Linked DNA regions of Mus musculus: region 2 is linked to region 1. A link is a loop called in an ENCODE intact Hi-C map of the cell type or tissue named here. Cell type or tissue: gastrocnemius. All regions are shown on one strand. Links, peaks and the distances in the headings refer to the core of each region. The heading gives the core; the rest is flanking DNA.

Region 1 (5,371 bases), core at 220-5,219:
TCATAGCCTCTAAGATGCTAGGATTATAACGTATTAATCGTGTGTGTGTGTGTGTGTTACTAAACTAGAATTGGTGTGAAGCCTAGGAGTCCACATTACTGACATTAATAAACCAAGGCAGAGAAGCTCAGAAACTCCTGCCCCAAGAGGCTAATGTGTCACCTTGCTTTGAAAGCAACATTAAGTGATGCATTTTGAAAACCCAAGAGAGACTCTATACAGATCACCAAATAAGCTAACAGATCCTTTCCTAAGTATGATATAAAGACTGATCAAGGGAGACAGCTGAAACACCATTTGGCAGTGCAAGAGTACCTAAGAGGTAACTGCCCACCTGGAGACTCATCAAACTGGCCCAGGTCTGACTCCTGAGAGCTGGTGGACTTTGGGAGGCTTACATGGGGTGTTTAAAGATTCATGGTTTGTTAAGGCTTCTTCTCTGACCACAATCCTCCCCCTGCTGCTGCTGTACCACGATGACATTTTACATGTGCTCAGTGTTCCTAGGAACATCTGCAGCAGATAGAGGATGTGCCAAACCACAAGGCTGCATCAATACACTCTATTCAAAATATGTGGCTGGTTGCCAATACACCATATTGATTTTCCTAATAGACTGCACTTTACAGCATTTTGCCCACGGTCTGGTTGGTCAAGCTGATTCAATCACTTTGGTGCCATTTCAGGATTTGAAAAGGGAAGAGCAAACATGACAAAGAACTTATCAGAATCTCCAGCAGTGCTACTCCCACGTCAGTCAGAGTGAGCGGTAGGCAGGTCTCTAACCTGTCACAGCTGCCCCATTCTCTCAATGCCTCTGCAGCAGCTGTTCTCTGGGTCTCTTCTCCCTTGCCTGTCCAGAGTCCCGGTGCCCTACCCTGTCAACATCTTTCTAAGCCCTTCTCTAGCTTCAGGAAGCACACTTCCAGCTGTGCTCCTCCGAGATGCTGTTACCCCATCACCAGCAGCAATCCTGAGGCATCTGCTGCCTCGTCTGCCTACAGATACAAAGCTCAGCACCGAACTCTTGCTTTATTACTGACAACTGTGGACAGAAGTTCTTCAACTCTCCAGCTGTCTTTCCATCTGTAAAACGGGTCAGAATAACCAATACTCTGAGGAACGGGGGAGAGCAATTTGTGAGGCCATTAGAGGAAATCTAACCTCCAGCAGGTGCTCAGGGAAAAGGAGCTGTATGTCAGCTGAATGAGTGATCCAATCAGGCTAGGAGCAAAGGCTACCGGGACACTAAATCTGGCAGGGGAGAGAGAAAGGCAAGCACACTGGAGCATTGTCCCAGCAACATGCTGAATAACCACTTGCTCTGGGCACCATTGCAAGTGGCATTTCAGACTATGTGGCCAGAGGAGATTTTCACCATGGGCACACGCTCGCTGACCTCTTATGTTTCACAGCTCCTGCCAACAGCTTTGCCTGGGAGAACTTGTTCTTGGTTTCTATGGGTTTCACGGCCAGCTTCTTCTCTACTTCTTTATTTTCTGCAGAAATTCCAACCTTGTTGAGATTACTGTGAGTTACAGGTTAAGGGTCAGATTAACCAAAGGAAGAAATGCTCCAGAGCGAAAGTAAATCCAGAGGACAACAAATATAATCCATTGGCCCCTCGGCAGAACTTAAATGTGACTTGGCCTCCCAAATGGTTGGGATCTAGATCTAAAGCACCAGATCCTGTATGTATGTATGTGTGTGTACATGTGTGTGTGTACATGTGTGTGTGAATGAAGGCACGTGTGTATCACTGCGTTCATGTGTGAAGGTCAGGTCTTAGTAATTTGCTGCCTCACACTCATGAATGCACCTGCACCCAGCCCTGCCTATGCTTTTGAACACGGCCTCTGGACTCCCGTTCTATGTCTGTAGCATTTATGATCTTCTCACTGAAGTGTTCTGATGTGCTGTACCAGCAGGACAAGCTGCTGCTTATGGTTCTCATCTGAGTGTCACCAACAGTCATGAGGACATTCTGCAAAACTGCATTTCACCTTTCAAAGGTGAGACTTAGTTACTTATTTCTAAGGAAGTCATAATAACTTCTCAATTTCCTTTATATTCCTTAAGATCTTTGTTATGTGACTGCCAAGACAGTTCAGGGAGTAAAGGACTTGCCACAATACTTGAGTTCAATCCCCAGAACACACATGGTAGAAGGAAGAAAAGACTCCTATAAAATGTTCTAACTTTCCACATGCATATTCTCTCTCTCTCTCTCTCTCTCTCTCTCTCTCACACACACACACACACACACACACACACAGAGAGACAGAGAGAGACAGAGACATACATAGACACAAAGACAGAGAGTGAGACAGACAGACAGACACAGAGACAGAGAAACAGAGAGAGAAACAGAGACAGAGACACACACAGAGAGAGGCTCAGAGAGAGACAGACAGGTTTGACCTGTTGGTGAAGGTCTATATTCCAGCTACTTGAGAGTGTTAAGCCCTACTCTGGATTATAGAGGGGTCAAGCCAGCCACAGCTGTGTCAACCTATCCTGTTATTCTGCTGTCCTCTGGGCAGAAGGCAGAGGGTCAGAAGAGTCAGTTTTAAGTTTGTAGCTGAGCAGGGCAGTGGTGGCGTACGCCTTTAATCCCAGCACTTGGGAGGCAGAGGCAGGCAGATTTCTGAGTTCGAGGCCAGCTTGGTCTACAAAGTGAGTTCTAGGACAGCCAGGGCTATACAGAGAAACCCTGTCTCAAAAAAACCAAGAAAAAAAATTGTTTACAGCTAAAACTGAGGGGTAACTTTGCATCAACTCTCAGCATGCACTTGAACCAAAGCCTGCAGCCAGTACTTATGCTCCCAGCTCTGACTGACATTCCATCCCAGAGCTTTTAACTTTCCTTTCTCACAATAAAAAGTAGAAAAAAGGCTAGGATATAGCTCAGTGCTAGCGAGGCTGCCTAGCATATGTAAGGTCCTAGGCTCACTCCCCAGTACCACTAAAGGCAGAAAATCCTTAAGCAGGGCACTTGTCACATCATGGTCATCACCAGCTCACAGGCTGTCACCCCTGCTGTTCTCTCCGCTAGCATATGTTCCTTCCGTTTTAGGCTCTTCCTCATAACTTCCTAAGCGGGTAAATATCTGACAGCTGTTAGGATGCAGCAGTGCCTTACTGCACAACAGTGACATCTAGTGCCCAAGACACCCAAGAAGAAGCCATTGAAAGATGGAGAAACAGAGATTACCTCATCACACACACCAGGCTGGGTGGCAAATGTCTTTACCACTGAACCACCTTGCCACCCCTCAATCTTCATTTTCTTAAAATTACATGTAAACACACACTCAGGGATGCATGTTTCCCACAAGTGTACAGAGGTAAGACGGCCCCTTGCAGGAGTCAGTTCTCTATTTTACCATATGGGTCCCAGAGATCAAATTCAAGTCATCATCTTGTCAGCCCCAAACGCTCCTTTTTATTGGGATGGTGAGAGGGTAGGAGGGGGGTTGAAACAAGAGACTTAATTTTCCTAGTAAAAAATGTCAAAGTCATTAGTACATTGCAGTTTCTACTTATAACTTTGTCACTAAGGCACAGAGTATCTGGCCACACTGCTGCCCACACTACTGTTTAGTGGACCTACTGTATATACACTCTGCAGGAAAATACTAGCTAGTACAAACAGAAAATCCTACTATCAAACCAGCCATAGTGACAGACACCTTTAATCTAAGCTCTGGGGAGAAAGAGGCAGGTGGACCTCTGTCCCTGAGTCTAACCTTGTCTACATAGTAAATTCCAAGCCAGCCAGGATGCACACTGACTGTCCTACCATCAATTACCAATTCACTGATGAAGCATGTTCAAACAGAACAGTGAGTTTACTCAACTTACAAAGCTTAAAATATCCAAATAGGCTTCCTTGTAGATGGGTAAAAGTTAGGATGGACTATCAATAGCTCCTGTGGGCTATATACTCATTTATTTATATATTTATTGAGAATTTACAATATTCCAGGCACCAGGAAAAAAAAATTCAGTCATTCTGGTTGTTACAGAACTTATTTTACATCTTAGCAGTAAAGAGATAAAAAGAGCCAGGCAAACAAATGAACATGTACCCTATTTAAAACAAAATGATGGGGCTTGGGTAGCTCAATAGAGTACGTGCTTAGAATGTATAAATTCCCAGATAACACTACATGTAATACCATTTGGTGGTAAACAGGATGTAATGGTACAGCAATCAGAAGCTGCAACCATACAAAGTGCTTGAGGAAAGGCATACAGAGCTGAGTCCTAAGCCATGAAATGCTAGCCTTGGGAAATCTGAGGGAAGGGCATTTCAGGTTGAGGAAACCATGAATTTGAGGCCTTGCAATAGAATCCATTTGATGTGCAAGGAGGGCAGAGGCTAGAGTAGAGTAAACGTCAGGAAGAGTGGCTACAGAACACCAGGCCAGGAGATTTATCATAAGTCATGCAGAGCTCTGCAGAGACTGATGAACGAATGCAGACTTGAGCCAGGCATGGTGGTGCACATCTTTAGTCCCAGCACTCAGGAGGCAGAGGAAGGTGATCTCTCTGATTTCAAGGCTAGCCTGGTCTACAAAGTGAGTTCTAGTCTAGTCAGAGCTAAACAGTGAGATCTTGTCTCAAAAAGAGGTCTACTTTAGACTAACTGCCACAGGGAGGAAAAAAAATCACTGGAGTATTTCAAAGTTACATGCTGCCAGATAACTTTTACAATTTCCCATTATGCCCAAAGAACAGATTGTTAGGGCAAAGAGAAATGGAAACCAATTAGTAGTAACCCTAGCAATACAGAAGAAAGTCTAGAGTGATGAGAAAGACAACAAGATTTAGAGAGGTTTGGAGAACGCTTCGTACGTACTTTTGGCTAAGGCAGAGTAGAGGAGACAGGGAAGGTGGGAAAGGCTATAATAGAGGGAAGCATGACTGGGGTCAATGTGGCATGAACTGACGACTGTTCATCATCTAAGTAAGACGTGCAGGAGCCTAGTAAGACATTCAAAGGCACATGGTATTCATTTGTAACTTTAGCACTCAAGAAGCAAGAGTCTTTAAGGCCAACCTAGTCTATGCAGTGAGACCATCTCAGGAAAATGGGAAAGTTATACAAGTAGATGTTTCCAACAAGGCACTATTAAGTCAAAGTAAAATGACTGTCCTTGTTCCCTGAGCCCACTTCGGGAGTAGTTCGCAGTGTATGGGAGGATAGTCTAATCTTGCTAAAACCAGAAGAGTAAGCAGAGTGTTTCTGAACAGGCCCTTTTAGGTCTGGGGAGAAGGCTCAGTAACTGTCTGGGCTAGCATGGGGACCTAAGTTCCAATCCTGAGCATGACTGTCCAAACCAGGCATGGTGGAGACAGGCAGACC
Region 2 (5,371 bases), core at 60-5,059, 92 kb before region 1:
GAACCAGAGGCAAGATGTGTTGAGTCTGGCCTTGCTATGTGTTCCTCCAGGAGGGCACCACTTATCAGCTTCGTGTCTCCTGTGACCTCCGAGTTGTCCCAGAGATCTCGAAGGATCAGGTACAATGGCAATATTCCCTTCCTTGTCCCCAAGCCTTAAGCCTGTCTCAAAGGCTCCCCAGAAGACACCACAACCTGCCATGTCAAGGAGTTATGGCTGTCAACTTCTTGTTTCCTGCATAGCCCATCCCTCCGTCTCCTCCTACTGTCTAGGCAGCCCTATCCTGTACCCTGCACCCTGGGCTGGAGAGACTCTGAACTGAGAAAAGGGGAGCCATGAGCCTCTGATCCCCAGTTCTGGGCATCAGCCTGGGCTCCCCTCAGCTCTGCATCTTCCCATCAACATCACCTTCTTTTTGCCTGCCTGCCTGCCTGTCTGTCGGTCGGTTGGTCTGTCTGTCTCTCTCCTTGCCTATCTCATTCACAGTTTGTTTCTTTCTCCAAGGTCCTCATTCTTATCTCTCCTCTGTCTTTGCTTTTTGTCCCTATCTGTCTCTGCCACTGTCACTCTGTGTCTCTTTGTCTCTGCCTATGTCTATCTCTAACTACCCCTGATGCAATCTCTACCTGTCTCTGTCTCTATTTCAACCTGTCTGTCTCTGTTGCTCTCTTGTTTATTTCTGTCTCTCTCTCTCTCCAACCCCAGCCCTATGCCTCTCTGCTATTTGGGGCATGCTGTGTGTTAGTCCTCCTGCCTTTCTCAATGCCATGTACCACAATCCCACCCTTCTGCCCACTAGGGGCAGCTTTCCTCTGGATACAGTGTCTGGTGGGCACTGCAGAGCTGTGTGGGTCTTGCCCCTTGCAGGCTGACACACTGTGGCTTCCTGGCCAAGCACACAGAGACGCTCTGTGAGGCACTGAGAGCCAGCTGCCAGACCCACAACCTGGATCATCTTGAGTGAGTATTTGATTCCAGAAAGGCAGCGGTGGGGACAGTAGAGTGTTGCTTGGTGATAGAATGCAGGTGTCCTGTTTTCTTTTGAAGAGTCTGATCCCCAGATTTCTTTCTCATTGACATCAGAGACCCTTCAGAGACCTGGGGGGCGAGGGGGGAGGGACAGTGACTTTCTTTCCAAATATACATCTCACACTGGTGCCCTTTGCAGCCATGTCTGGCTCCCAGAAGACCACAAATCTTAGAAAGAATGGTGGGGGTAGGGGGATGGAAGTGTCCCGTGTGTGAAGTGCAGAGTTGTGACGTAGTGCTTAGATTGGGTTCCTGGTCCCAGGAACCAGGTGACCACACTGCTGCCAAAGCAGAACCTACATCCTCCACTAACCTTTGCTTCTTCCTTTCCAGCCTATCAGACAACTCTTTGGGGGGCAAAGGAGTGATCCTGCTAACCGAGCTGCTCCCAGGACTGGGTCCCCTGAAGTCCTTGAAGTAAGCAACTAACCACCCCCCAAGGCCTCTGGGTTCCCACCAGTGAGAGGGGTTGTTCGGGTCTTCTTCTGGATACAGTAAAGATGTAACCAGAAAGTGCGTATGAGCCCTCTTCCCACAGCAACACACAGGCAAGTGTTCAACAAGGCCTCCCCCTGGCTTGACTAAACACTGACTTACTTCAAAGAACTCAGGGCCCCGCCGTTTGCTTCAGGCCTTCTCCAAGCAGCTCCTTTGTGTCTCCTTGGAGAAGAGATAGCTTTCCTCCCGCTCCTGTTAAGGAGTCTCCTCCCATTTTTAATTTACCCTGAGTCCCGCCATTCCCTTATCAGGCGGCAAAATAGAGTTCAGAGGGCGCTCTGGGCTCCAGTTGTCACCTTGAGCAAGTTCCTACCTGCCTAGCTCATCTCCACAGCTGTGCAGTGAAGTTGGGGGGGAGGGTTGTGATGGTCACCTGGGGGTTCACTGGGGTCTGCCATCTGCGGCCAGAGACACTCCCATCACTGGCCCTGTGCTCTGAAATTCAGAGAGCGTGTCTGAGTCCTTCACCACTGTCACTGTGTGATCCTCAGCCTCAGCAGGAATGGCTTGTCCATGGATGCTGTCTTTAGCTTGGTCCAGTGTCTGTCTTCCCTGCAGTGGGTGTTCCACTTAGATGTCAGGTGAGTGGCTGCCCTGTCCCCCACCCTCTCCCTCCTCTCATAAGCCCCTGCTGAGGCCTCATTTTTACAGGTCATTTGGGGTCATCCTCAGGATCTTAGATGATACCAGGTGCAGTGAAGGTGTGCTAGGATTAGTGAATGAAATAAATGAATGAACGAATGGACAAACGAACGAATGAATGAATGAATCAGTAAAGTTTGTGGCTCCATGGTACCAGGAACAATCAAATTTCTCCAAACTCTCCTTGGGACAAACATCTTTCCACTCTCCCTTACCCTCCAGGTTGTCCTTAGATACTCCTGAGCAAACTAGGGGCTGGCTGGTGGCCTTCGGGGCTCAGGGACTGGCTTAACTGGCATCTCCAGAGTTTATGAAGCTGGAGGGGAAGGCACCAGCCAACCCACAGCCCTGGATCTCCCCCATATAAAAAGCCTGTAAAAACCCTCTGCCTTTCTCCTCCTTCCCTGAGAATCCTAAGAATAGAGGTGTGGTGGCAGGTGGCCAATGCTGGTCCTTAACGTTAGGGTTCTTATGTCCTTATTTGGATAGAGCATGGAAGCCTGCCTTCTCTCCTGCTTTACCACGAGAGGGCGCTGAAATAATAGGCCAAGAGCCCTGCAACCAAGACTAACCGTGGCTGTCGATTGATCCATTGTTACTATAGTCCCTGGGTGGCAGGCTATCTCCTGGTCCCTTAAGCCCTTCTCGGGAGGGGACCCTTGGCCTCTTCTCAACCAGCTTCCTCCTCTTCGCTTTTAGCCTTGAGAGTGACTGCATCTTCCTTCGAGGAGCTGGGACCAGCAGGTGAGGAGAGGAGATTTGGGCAGTCGAGCTAGCCTGTAGCTCTGATTCCTGCTTCTTGTGGATGCACAATCTCCACCCTGACAGACATTTTGGTGCCCAAGAATGACCGCCAGGTCTGGCGAGGTCTCTGGGGCAGCTTGGCTAACTAGTCAGCAAGCCCCTGCAAAACCAGGCTAACTCCAATTTAGCACTTCACAGGCTCTTCCAGCTGCCCCCTGGTGGCAACAGGCGTCATGGCCCGAACCCTGGAGGCTGTCCACACAGCTGGGCAGTGACTTCACCACAGCTAACGCAGGCGATCAGAAGCCAGGCTAGCCCCTGGCTTAGGTGCTCTTGGTTCCCTAGCTTAGGGTCTCTGCGGGATCTCAGGGCAAAAGAATTGTGGATCAGGGAGACAGAAATACGGTTTTGACAAAGTGGTGGCAGGGGAGGCACTCCATTCTGTCTCCACTCACCTGGTTGGGGGCTGCCCTGGACGGGTGTGAATTGTTGATTTTCCTCGCCCCAGCTTCCCTTTCATGGATCTCAGTTCCTCCACCTGAACAATGAGGGGCCTGGCTGGAATCAAATCTCCAGATCCCTTCCAGGTGTGGAAGTCCTGAGGGCGTGGGAGCCCCCCAGGTGTGGCTCAAGCTTTCTTTTTGCTATGCTTTTCCCCCTCCAAGGGATGCACTAGAACCAAAATTCCAGACTGGAGTCCAGGTACTGGAGCTGAGTCAGCGGTACACCTCCCGGAGCTTCTGGTACTGTTTCCCACTTTTCTTTAGGGGTCAGGGATTGGGCAGAGCCAGGAGCTCGGGGTTATAAATTAAAAGAGTTTGAGAGATGGGAAAAGAAAAGGACAGGGGACCTAGCTCTGGGGGTTGCTGGGCCCTTTGGATCACCTCAGTGGAGCTAAGGCCTGACACTCTCCTAAGAGAAGATTGTCATATCTCTGAAACACACTGGAAACCCACTCTCCCCCACCCTGACTCTCTCTCTGTCTGCTTTTGAGACTTTCATTTCTAGAAAGGGGTTTATGTCATACTCCAGAAAAGTCTGGCCACAAGGGGATCTAGGGGATTTCCCAACTAGGCCACAAGGGGCTAGAAGACCTTCCTGAGACCTGGCATTCTCCCATCAGAGCTGCCTAAGTAAGAGATGCCTAAGCTGGTGCCAACAGAGCTATTCAGAGGGAACTTGTCATGCCCCAGGCAGGAGAGGCAACATGAACAAAGGCCAGGATGAGGGCACGTCTGGAAGCATTGCAGTGTAGCTAGAGCACATAGCAGCAGAGCTTGGGCGGGGTGTTCAGTTTTTACTTAAGGGTACTAAGGAACCACTGAGGGCTTTAAGCAGTGGATTTTGAGCAGTGGGGAGGCCCCATTAGATTCTCAGTGTTGAAAGATCAAACACGAACTGGAGAAAGGATCCAGCAGTTAAGAGCACTCACTGCTCTTGCAGAGGACTTGGGTTCGGTTCCCAGTATTCACACAGCAGGTCACAACCATCCCTACCTCCAATAACAGGGGGTCTGACACCGTCTTCCGTGGGCAGCAGGCATGCACTTGGTGCATGTGTATGCATGCAGGCAAAACACATTTTACAAATTAAAAAAAAGGTGAGACCCTCAGAGGGTGGTGATGGATTGTGACATCGAGAGTGGAAGTCAGAGGTGATAAGGAATCCAGGTGAGTGAAGATGAGGCCTGGGCTCCGGCAGAGGTGGTGGACAGAGAGGAGTCACCACGTGGAGCAGCTTTGATGTAGATATCGTGATGGCTGGTCACAGGAGAGTTGGGAAGGGGAGTGTGCTCTGCGGGGCATAGGAGAGGCACCTGAGGCCTGCAGTTCTGGGGAGGGTGTCTGATAGAAGAAGGGTCCTCTCTGAAGCCCCATCCTCTTCCCTCTCTCAGCCTTCAAGAGTGTCAGTTGGAACCCACGAGCCTTACCTTCCTCTGTGCCACTCTGGAGAAGAGCCCAGGGCCTCTGGAAGTCCAGTAAGTAATAAGACAAAACCCGGAGTGCACAGGGTGGCTGGGTGGCTGTGCAGAAAACTGGGTGAGGGCTTATAGGGGAGACTTGATAAATCTTTGACGGCCTTCTTCCACCAGACCAATCAGCCCTACTCTGCCAGTTATGAGACCCATCAGTGGTCAGGCCCTCTCCCAGGAGCCTCAAGTACTGGACCACATGGAGTTCTGTCTCAGAGCCCCACACAAGTCTCTCCTTCATCCTGCCTCTATGGCTAATCTCATCACCTTTGAACCCCTTGTCCCTGAAATACCTCACACTTCAGAACAACCAGGCCCTTGACCATAACCAGGAGTTCTCTCAGCCACATGGAAGCTGGCTGAGTCCTTGTACTTCAGTTTCTACTTCTGTGAACAAGACATTGAGCCTTTCCTTGGGAGTCAGTGTTAAGATTCTTATACAAGAATAACCTTTTTAAAAACTGTAGGCTGGAGCCCCTCGCTAAG

What was found. Hi-C counts contacts between places; a loop is a spot of excess contacts. Peaks named below come from ENCODE experiments on the same cell type or tissue, not always from the same donor. Only the 100,000 strongest peaks of a DNase experiment are listed, where the experiment ranks them.
Region 2: it touches region 1 in a loop (9-fold over the local background); 14 of 42 quality-filtered maps call a loop at or near these places.

What each region holds. Positions count from the first base shown.
Region 1 is chr8:94,581,485-94,586,855 of GRCm38, forward strand. It overlaps Psme3ip1 (proteasome activator subunit 3 interacting protein 1), which reads right to left. Exons shown (of 8, transcript NM_028221.4): 6 at 1,400-1,530. Among named protein-coding and RNA genes, the nearest start is that of Gm38555, 17 kb to the left of the region's middle. In gastrocnemius, for the core only: a CTCF peak has its summit at 3,170 (motif pointing left); a DNase peak (open chromatin) is centred at 3,148; H3K27ac peaks cover 2,589 bases.
Region 2 is chr8:94,489,463-94,494,833 of GRCm38, forward strand. Nlrc5 (NLR family, CARD domain containing 5) reads left to right here. Exons shown (of 49, transcript NM_001033207.3): 15 at 51-119; 16 at 868-960; 17 at 1,363-1,446; 18 at 2,019-2,108; 19 at 2,869-2,913; 20 at 3,579-3,656; 21 at 4,808-4,891. Among named protein-coding and RNA genes, the nearest start is that of Mir7072, 13 kb to the right of the region's middle. In gastrocnemius, for the core only: CTCF peaks have their summits at 2,681 (motif pointing right) and 3,142 (motif pointing left); DNase peaks (open chromatin) are centred at 2,722 and 3,125; H3K4me3 peaks cover 579 bases.